3 separate regions of the Homo sapiens genome follow, and all the other regions are linked to region 3. The links are chromatin contacts, found by Hi-C or POLR2A ChIA-PET in ENCODE. All regions are on one chromosome and are shown on one strand. The core of a region is the stretch at or near the end of the contact, and the rest is flanking DNA. Distances in the headings are between cores, read along the strand shown. Region 1 overlaps LOC105378920 (a long non-coding RNA gene). Region 2 overlaps MAB21L3 (mab-21 like 3). Region 3 has its middle 120 kb from the start of MAB21L3.

Region 1 (2,700 bases), core at 117-2,616, 66 kb after region 3:
AGCGAGAATTCAAGAACTGTGCAGGTAGGCCAGTAGTGCTGGGAGACCTGGCGCACCCTCTGCAGCTGCTGGCCTGGGTGCTAAGCCCCTCATTGCCTGGGGCCAGTGGCATGGGCTGGCCTCTCCGAGTGCGGGGCCTACCAAGCCTGCACCCACCCACCCGGAACTTGCTCTGGCCCGCGAGCGCTGTGCGCAGCCCCGGTTCCTGCCAGTGCCTCTCCCTCCACACCTCCCCACAAGCAGAGGGAGCCAGCTCCAGCCTCGGCCAGCCCAGAGAGGGGCTCCCACAGTGCAGCGGCGGGCTGAAGGGCTCCTCAAGCGCTGCCAGAGTGGACACCGAGGCCAAGGAGGCACAGAGAGTGAGCGAGGGCTGCTAGCACGTTGTCACCTCTCAATATCTTTGTGTGTGGTTGTAGATGGTTCATTTTTACTATTGTATAGTATTCTATTGTGTGAAGAGACCACAATCTATTCCTCCATTCAACTATCAATAGGTATTTGGTTTTTCTCCAGCTTATAGTTATTACCCATAGTGCAACTACAAGTCTTGTCTTTTGATGAGTATATGTCCAGGTTTCTGTGGGGCCTATACTTAGGAGTGACTTTGCTGGGTTACAGGGAATGCACATGTTCAGCCGTGGTGCATACTGCCCAACAGATTTCCAAAGTGGTTTTCAAAGGACTTATGTTAAGGATTGCACTACCACTTCTAAACTTCAAAGTCTTTTACACTGAGTGAAGTAACAGGCTCCTGGAGATAGGCAAGAAATGGATGTTTCTGGTTAATGAACCGTGAGGCAGAAAACTTTCTAGCGTTTCAGCAGTCACTTGAGCTGAGCACTCCAGGAACCTTCCTGGAAGAACACAGGACTTGATATCCCAAAACTCTGCTTCAGATCAAATACCAAAAGACTTTCCCCACAAGAGGGTCCTAGCCACCGTCAATGATTAAATTTAAAAACCAAAGAGAACAAGAGAAAGCAAAGAAAGAAAGAGAAAGGATTCAAGGAAGGGAAAGAAAGAAACCCAGGCTCCAAAGAAAAGTTATGAAATTCAGAGCCAACACTTGAAAGAAATCTGTAAGCCACAAAAAGTGGAAAGATCAGCCAAGTCCTTCCCTTTATTTTTTTAATTTGTATTATTATTATTATTTTTTGTAACCAACCATTCCTTGAAAACCAAACTCCTCAAAGAACCATCCTGAGAAGAACAATAGGAACACTTTAGACGGGACCAGCCCTTCTTGTCTCCTTACCTTACTCAACTCCTCCTCCTCTGTTCTGTCTCACTTGTCAAGGACTTCACTTCACTGCCAAGAACACAGTTCTCTGTCCTGAGATTCATATTAATCTGTGCCACTGCCAGTTAGCCTGCCAAGGCTGCACCTGAAACTCCACACTTTAAACCACTCCTCCTTGCTGAAACACAGCTTTCATTCCCCTCATCAATCCTCATCTCCTACAGCCAACCACACTCAAGACCTATGGCTTCTACTTACACTGTCCCTGATTCCTTCCACTGTTGACTTTCACCCAGGTGCCTGTGACAAGGCCCCTATGTCTGTCTCCCTGCCTCCAGGCTGACTTTCCCCAGACCTGCCTTCACCCACATCCCTAGAGATCTTTCTAAACTGTGCATCTGAGTATGTCATCCCTCTATTTAAACCCTTGCAAATCTTTCCATGGCCTCGGATTGGAATCAATCAAAACTCCTTAACATGCTCAACAAGGCCGTTTGAGACCCAGCCCCTTCCTTTCTCTCAGCTTCATTTCTCAAACTCCTCTCCTTGTGCTCAATGATCCAGCCATGAAGAACTTCCTTCCTTTGCTGAATAAACTATGTGCTCTCTCTCCCCTTTATTTAGCTTTATATATATATATATATAAATTGTCTAGTATATGAATTATATTCCAATAATACTGTTGTATTCTGTTATATATATAACAGTACATATATAACATATACTACTATAACATAATACTATTTTTATATATAATATATAATATGTATTTTATATATAGTATACAAATATACATACACTATATATAATATATATTATACATATATGGAGACCATTTAATATATTACATTTTATATGTGTGTGTGTGTGTGTGTGTATATATATATATATATATATATATATATATATATATATATATATAAAATGGAGGCCACCACATCTTTTTTTTTTTTTTGAGACAGAGTTTCACTCTGTCATCCAGGCCAGAGTACAGTCGCGCGATCTCAGCTCACTGTAACCTGCACCTCCCAGGCTCAAACAATTCTTCTTCCTCAGCCTCCCAAGTAGCTGGAATTATAGGTGCCCACCACCACACCCAACTAATTTTTGGACTTTTAGTAGAGACGGGGGTTTCATCATGTTAGCCTGGCTTGTCTCAAACTCCTGCCCTCAGGTGATCCGCCTGCCTCAGCCTCCCAAAGTCTGGGTACAGGCATGAGCCATCGCACCTGGCCTCTATTAAATAATTCTTAATTGAGGCTGTAGATTAAGAGATGGGAAACATATAGACTCTACTCAGTTTATTATATATATAAAATACATATTATATGTAATGAATTACATATATTTTATATAAGATATATATAAAACCGTATTTTTGGAATATAATTCACACACTAGACAATTCACCTATTTAGTGTACAATTCAAAGGTTTATGTTATATTCATAGAATTGTGCA
Region 2 (2,700 bases), core at 150-2,649, 94 kb before region 3:
ATTGGAAATCATCATTCTCAGTAAACTATCGCAAGAACAAAAAACCAAACACTGCATATTCTCACTCATAGGTGGGAATTGAACAATGAGAACACATGGACACATTAAGGGTAACATCACACTCTGGGGACTGTTGTGGGGTGGGGGGAGGGGGGAGGGATAGCATTGGGAGATATACCTAATGCTAGATGACGAGTTAGTGGGTGCAGCGCACCAGCATGGCACATGTATACATATGTAACTAACCTGCACATTGTGCACATGTACCCTAAAACTTAAAGTATGATTAAAAAAAAAAAGTACTGTAACCAAATGGTGGGGTCCCTAGGCTATCGTTTAATAAGTAATGATTTTAAAATATTGAAAAAAAAATTTCCAAACCAACAATGAGTTTACAATTTTTGAAAACATGAAGGCTTGGTGCAGTGGCTCATGCCTGTAATCCCAGCACTGTGGGAGGCTGAGACAGGAGGGTCACTTGAGACCAGGAGTTCAAGACCAGCCTGGGCAACATAGCCAGACACTGACACCCCGTCTCTACAAAAAATTTAAAAATTAGCCGGATGTGGTGCTCAGGAGGCTGAGATGAGAGGATTCCTTGAGACCAGGAGTCTGAGGCTGCAGTGAGCTTTGATTGTACCACTGCACTCTAGCCTGGGTGACGGAGTCACCGGAAGGGAGACCCTGTCTCTAAAAAAAAAATTTAAAAAGAGCATATAAAATGGTGAACAAACTAACATTTTGTTAAATCATCAAAAATTTGTATTCTAATTCTCATATTCTTGTATCTTAGGAAACATCATTTTTGAAAAGGTGGCAAATGTAATAAGGTTTTAAATTTAATTTCGGCCGGGCAGGGTGGCTGAGGCCTGTAATCCCAGAACTTTGGGAGGCCTAGGTGGGCGGATCCCTTGAGGCCAGGAGTTCCAGACCAGCCTGGCCAACGTGGTGAAATCCCGTCTCTACTAAAAATGCAAAAATTAGCCAGGCATGGTGGTGGGCACCTGTAATCCCAGCTACTTGGGAGGCTGAGGCAGGAGAATCGCTTGAACCTGGGAGGCAGAGCTTGCAGTGAGCTGAGATCTGGCCACTGCTCTCCAGCCTGGGCTGGGCTACAGAGCGGGACTCTGTCTCAAAACAAAACAAAAACCATCTTAAGCAACTTTTAAAACAGCTACACAGTCACGGAATGCTAAAAAGTGAAAATTGACTGTAACATTGGTTCAATATGTGTGTACGTGTGTGGAAAGGGAGGAACTGACGTGCGCCACAGTCTGATTCCGGTAGATTCTTTCCGTCTTTCCCCTGAGATCTGAGGGTTTTGCAGGAAGCAGGGCTACCAGCAGCTTCCTGCGTATTCCCAATTCTTGCCAGCAGAGGGCAGCAAGGGAACACATATGAAAGGAGCCAGGTCCCACCCATTCTCGTCCTCGGAGCCCAGCAGGTGTCACACTTCTCAGCCCGTAACTTACACCTGGTCCCTCCAGAGCAAGGATGAGTGGATTCCAGCTCATGCCAAATTGTTGACCTTTCCTGCCATTTTAGCCGAGATTTACATCTTTCTCCTTAAAACTCAGATTTTAAAAGGGAGCCTATGAGAGGACCGTCCATCCAGGCTCCCGGGGCATTCAGCTCCATTCTGTTTCCTGGGACAGATTGCACAGCTAAGAAAAGCCAGAGAATATTACTCCTTTATTCTGTTCTTTTTTTTTTTTAATTCTCCAAAAGACCGTTCAATCCTTCTTCACTCTTCCAGGCCCAAGACTAGGCGTGTAGAGGAATGGTTGGTTTTCAGCCACCGCAGTTGACCTGCCTGCGTCTGCATCCCAGTTCTGATGCCGAGGAGCTGCATGACCTTGGCAAGCTGTTTGGCCTTTCTGTGTCTCTAGTTCCTTCTCTCCAAAATGGGCATTGTGATGGCCAGAATTGTGTCCACCACAATTCATAAGTTCAAGCTCCAACCCCCAGCACCTCAGAATGTGACTGTATTTAAAGAGGTGATTAAGTTAATAATAAAGAGGTGATTAGCTGATTCAGTCTGACGGGTATCCTTAAAGGAGAGGAGATTAAGCACACAGAGAGATGCCAGGGATGTGCATGCGCAGAGGGCAGCCACCCACAGACCAAGGAGAAAGGCCTCAGGAGAAACCAGCCTGTCCACACCTGCTCTTGGACCACCAGCCTCCAGAACTGGGAGAAAATACATTTCTGTTATTTAAGTCACCTAGTCTGTGGTATTTGGTTATTTTCCTATGGCCCTAGGAAACTGTTACAGGCATCATGAAAGAATATATACCTCATAGTGTTAATGAGAGCAACGAATGGAATGATGGATGTAAAAGGCTCTTAGTTGAGTACCTGGCATGGGATAACTGCTGAACAAATGTTTTCATTTTAGATGCCTACCCCTCGTGCTATTTGCCCATCTCTACCATTCCTGATAACTATACCAGACCACAGATAAATTCTTTGTAAAGAAAATATAAACCATCACAGAGGAAACATGAGAAAATTTCACTGCAAATTCTGCAAGCCCATTCTCCCCTTCGTCCCTCTTGCTAAAATATAGAAGGTATCTCCCTGAAAGGCCAATTTCTCCACATGTGACAGCTCAGATGCCTCCCAGCTCTTCAGTCTTTCCATTTATTTCTTGTAGTTTCCTCCACATCCTCCCGCAATGGCCGCTTCACTCTCTTCTCC
Region 3 (2,700 bases), core at 26-2,525:
ATCCATGGGCAGTATGGTGCAATCATGCCCCCCCACCATCCCAATGCTGTGGCACAGAAAGTTTGGCATGGAGAGCCGGTCAGAGCTCTGTTTGAGTCCTTGATGTGAGACACTGGCCAAGTGGCAAGCTCTTGTTGCCACAGGTCTGTAAAATGGAGATGAGAATACCTACTCACGAGGTTCCTGTGGGGATTTGATGAGCTATAAGTAGGCATGCCTGCTAGGTATTAGGAGTTTAATTTTTGAATATGTTAGTTCCTTTCCTTCTCAGAAAGCTAACATTGCAGTTAGGGAGGTAAAGTCACTAACAGGAATTTACTTGAGGTTAACTGCCTTTCCAACAGCCTCACCTTTCTGAACCTTGCAAAAGAACCACACAATCTAGGAAGGTGGTACTTATCGGGAACATAAGTGCTGCTTATTGGGATAGGTGACATGCAAACCACAGGATATAAGCACAGGTGAGAGGACACCAGCTCAGGTGAGAGGGCAGGAGTGAAGGCGAGAGGGCAGGGATACAGGTGAGAAGGTTGGGGTGCAGGTCTATGCCAAGTGGGTAAGGTCAAGCATGTATGGGGTTGGAGGGCAGGAAAGGAGGTGGTGGTGCGTGACAGGGAATGTGCCTCCCTTCCTTGAGTCACTTCTTGTCTTCTTGGCAATCTTTAAAAGCATGTCTTGAATTATCAAAATGATATATGCTTGTAAAAAGAAAAAGTCCAAACACTGCAAAATTGTGTAAGTTCTTTATCAAATTCATGTCCATTGCTTCTCTGATTCTCCCAGTCCCGCTGCCTAGCACTAAGTATTAACTGATGTTGTCCTTCCATACCTTCATCTATGCCAGGTCAAACATTTTTTAAAAAATTTTTAAATCATTGCTTTAATTTTAAAACACTGTTTTACCCTAAGAATTGTTCTGCAACTTGCTCTTTTCATTTTTTGTTTTTTTACTCGAAATCTATCATAGCCAATGTTCCACATCAGTAAGTACAGATGTACCTCATTATTTTTGAAAGTGCTGAATAGTACTACATAGCACAGATAGATATAATTTATTTAATTTGTTCTCAGTAAATTGTCCTCAATTTTTTGCTATTATAAACAATGGGCAATTTCTTCATTAATTCCACAGATGTGAACTGAGTAGTTACTATGTATTAGCCACCAGGCTGTGCCTTAGAGACACAAAAGTGAGTAAAAAGGTCACAGTCCTGTGCCCAAGGATCTCGTGGGCTGGGGAAAGCCTACTTCAGTGCAATAATCACACAGGCCAATGTAAATTGCAACTGTGACTGGGAGGCACACAACTCTCTCGGGGATTAAAATAAGAAGCTGTGACTTTGACAGGAAGTGGAGGAGGGCTTCCATAGGGATGATGGCTGAGGCAGTAGCAGTCACCTAGGTGCAGTAGGGTTATAGCTCTTTCATGCAGAGAACAGCTGCAGAATAGGCCAGCTGTGAAAAGAGCTGGAAAGCACAGGACTAAGGCAGACCAGAGTGGCAGTGGGTGGAGCACAGGGAATCAGTGGGGAGGAGAAGCAGCCTGCAGGGCTAGACCAGCAGGGCCTTGAGTCCACTTATGAGGTTTACCCTCTCTCCTGAGAGCCATGTGATTCCATGAGCGTGTTTAATGCACAGCGTGATGCACAGTGGACCTGTTAGGAGGGACTGCTCTGGTGGGAGATGATGGAGCTTGGCCTATGGTGGTGGCTATGGAGGGGAGAGAAGGGAATTCTTAGAAATATTAAGGAAATAAATGTCATTATTAGGGGTTTGGTGACAGAAGTCATGGGGCCTGTGGCCGGGGGTGAGATATCAGAGTGACTCCTAGATTTCTGGCTTGTGTGATTTGCAGTGAGGATACCACTTACTGAGATAGGCAACATGAACCACAGAGGGGGGTAAAGTGGAGGGGGAAAGGAGAGGGCAGGACACAGCCACCTCCCTTGGGCAACATTTGCCATCACTCTCCTTACTAAATATACCCTGTCATAGTAATTATCTTAATTTAATGTAATTGTTCCCTGTTGGTTCATTTTTCTACTTTTACACTCTTCAGGAGCGGGATCTACACCTTTTAATCTTTAAATCCTCACTGCTGTAAAAAATAACTGAAAGTTGTGTGGCTTAAAACAACAACAGAAATGTACAGTTCTGGAGGCCCGCAGTCCACGATCACAGCGTGGGCAGAGCCACACCTCCTCTGAAGGCTCTCTGGAGAATCCTTCTTGGCCTCTTCCAGTGTTTGGAGGCCCCTGGCATTCCCTGGCCTGGGGCAGCATCACTCCATGTCGTCTCTGTTTTCACATGGGCTTCTCCTCTGTGTCTCTGTCCTCCTTTCTCTTAAAAGGACAACTGGTACTGAATTTAGAGCTCACCCTAAATCCAGAATAATCTCATTTTAGGCTCCTTAACTTAATTACCTCTACTAAGGTCTCTTTTCCAAAGAAGATCACATTCACAGGTTCTGAGGGTTAGGACATGGACATATATTTTGTGGGGTCTCTACTAGACCCACTACACTCAGTAAGCACTGGACGGATGAGAGTCGGTCATACAAAGAACAGGGTACAGTTTAATAACGCTGAAGCAGGGAGCACTGGGCTGGGAAACTAGACAGGAGCAAGATCCTGAATGGCGTGTAAACCCAGCTCTGGAGTTAAGACTGTATTCCCTAGAGTATTTTTTCATAACTCACTT

The links. Hi-C counts contacts between places; a loop is a spot of excess contacts on that map. ChIA-PET counts read pairs that join two places held with the same protein, here RNA polymerase II (POLR2A). Pooled maps may share reads with other maps.
Region 1: a map of heart right ventricle shows a loop between it and region 3 (2.4-fold over the local background). The contact joins two enhancer-like sites. A Hi-C loop is called at or near these places in 4 of 168 maps with a recorded cell type or tissue (IMR-90, PC-3, heart right ventricle and 1 more) and 1 of 50 pooled maps. POLR2A ChIA-PET finds 5 or more read pairs at or near these places in 2 of 52 experiments (Caco-2 and T-cell).
Region 2: a map of naive thymus-derived CD4-positive, alpha-beta T cell shows a loop between it and region 3 (13-fold over the local background). The contact joins two enhancer-like sites. A Hi-C loop is called at or near these places in 6 of 168 maps with a recorded cell type or tissue (CD4-positive, alpha-beta T cell, CD4-positive, alpha-beta memory T cell, CD8-positive, alpha-beta T cell and 2 more) and 8 of 50 pooled maps. POLR2A ChIA-PET finds 5 or more read pairs at or near these places in 2 of 52 experiments (OCI-LY7 and naive thymus-derived CD4-positive, alpha-beta T cell).

Annotation. Positions count from the first base shown.
Region 1 is chr1:116,298,150-116,300,849 of GRCh38, forward strand. All of the region lies in intron 3 of LOC105378920 (a long non-coding RNA gene), which reads right to left. Among named protein-coding and RNA genes, the nearest start is that of ATP1A1, 74 kb to the right of the region's middle. Within about 2 kb of position 1,367, at least 2 of the 41 ENCODE cell types and tissues checked have a DNase peak (open chromatin) inside an H3K27ac peak, as active enhancers do.
Region 2 is chr1:116,137,837-116,140,536 of GRCh38, forward strand. MAB21L3 (mab-21 like 3) reads left to right here. Exons shown (of 8, transcript NM_152367.3): 8 at 1-313. Among named protein-coding and RNA genes, the nearest start is that of MAB21L3, 28 kb to the left of the region's middle. RefSeq lists enhancers at 1,124-1,173, 1,272-1,566. Within about 2 kb of position 1,400, at least 5 of the 41 ENCODE cell types and tissues checked have a DNase peak (open chromatin) inside an H3K27ac peak, as active enhancers do.
Region 3 is chr1:116,231,901-116,234,600 of GRCh38, forward strand. No RefSeq gene overlaps it. Among named protein-coding and RNA genes, the nearest start is that of MAB21L3, 120 kb to the left of the region's middle. Within about 2 kb of position 1,276, at least 2 of the 41 ENCODE cell types and tissues checked have a DNase peak (open chromatin) inside an H3K27ac peak, as active enhancers do.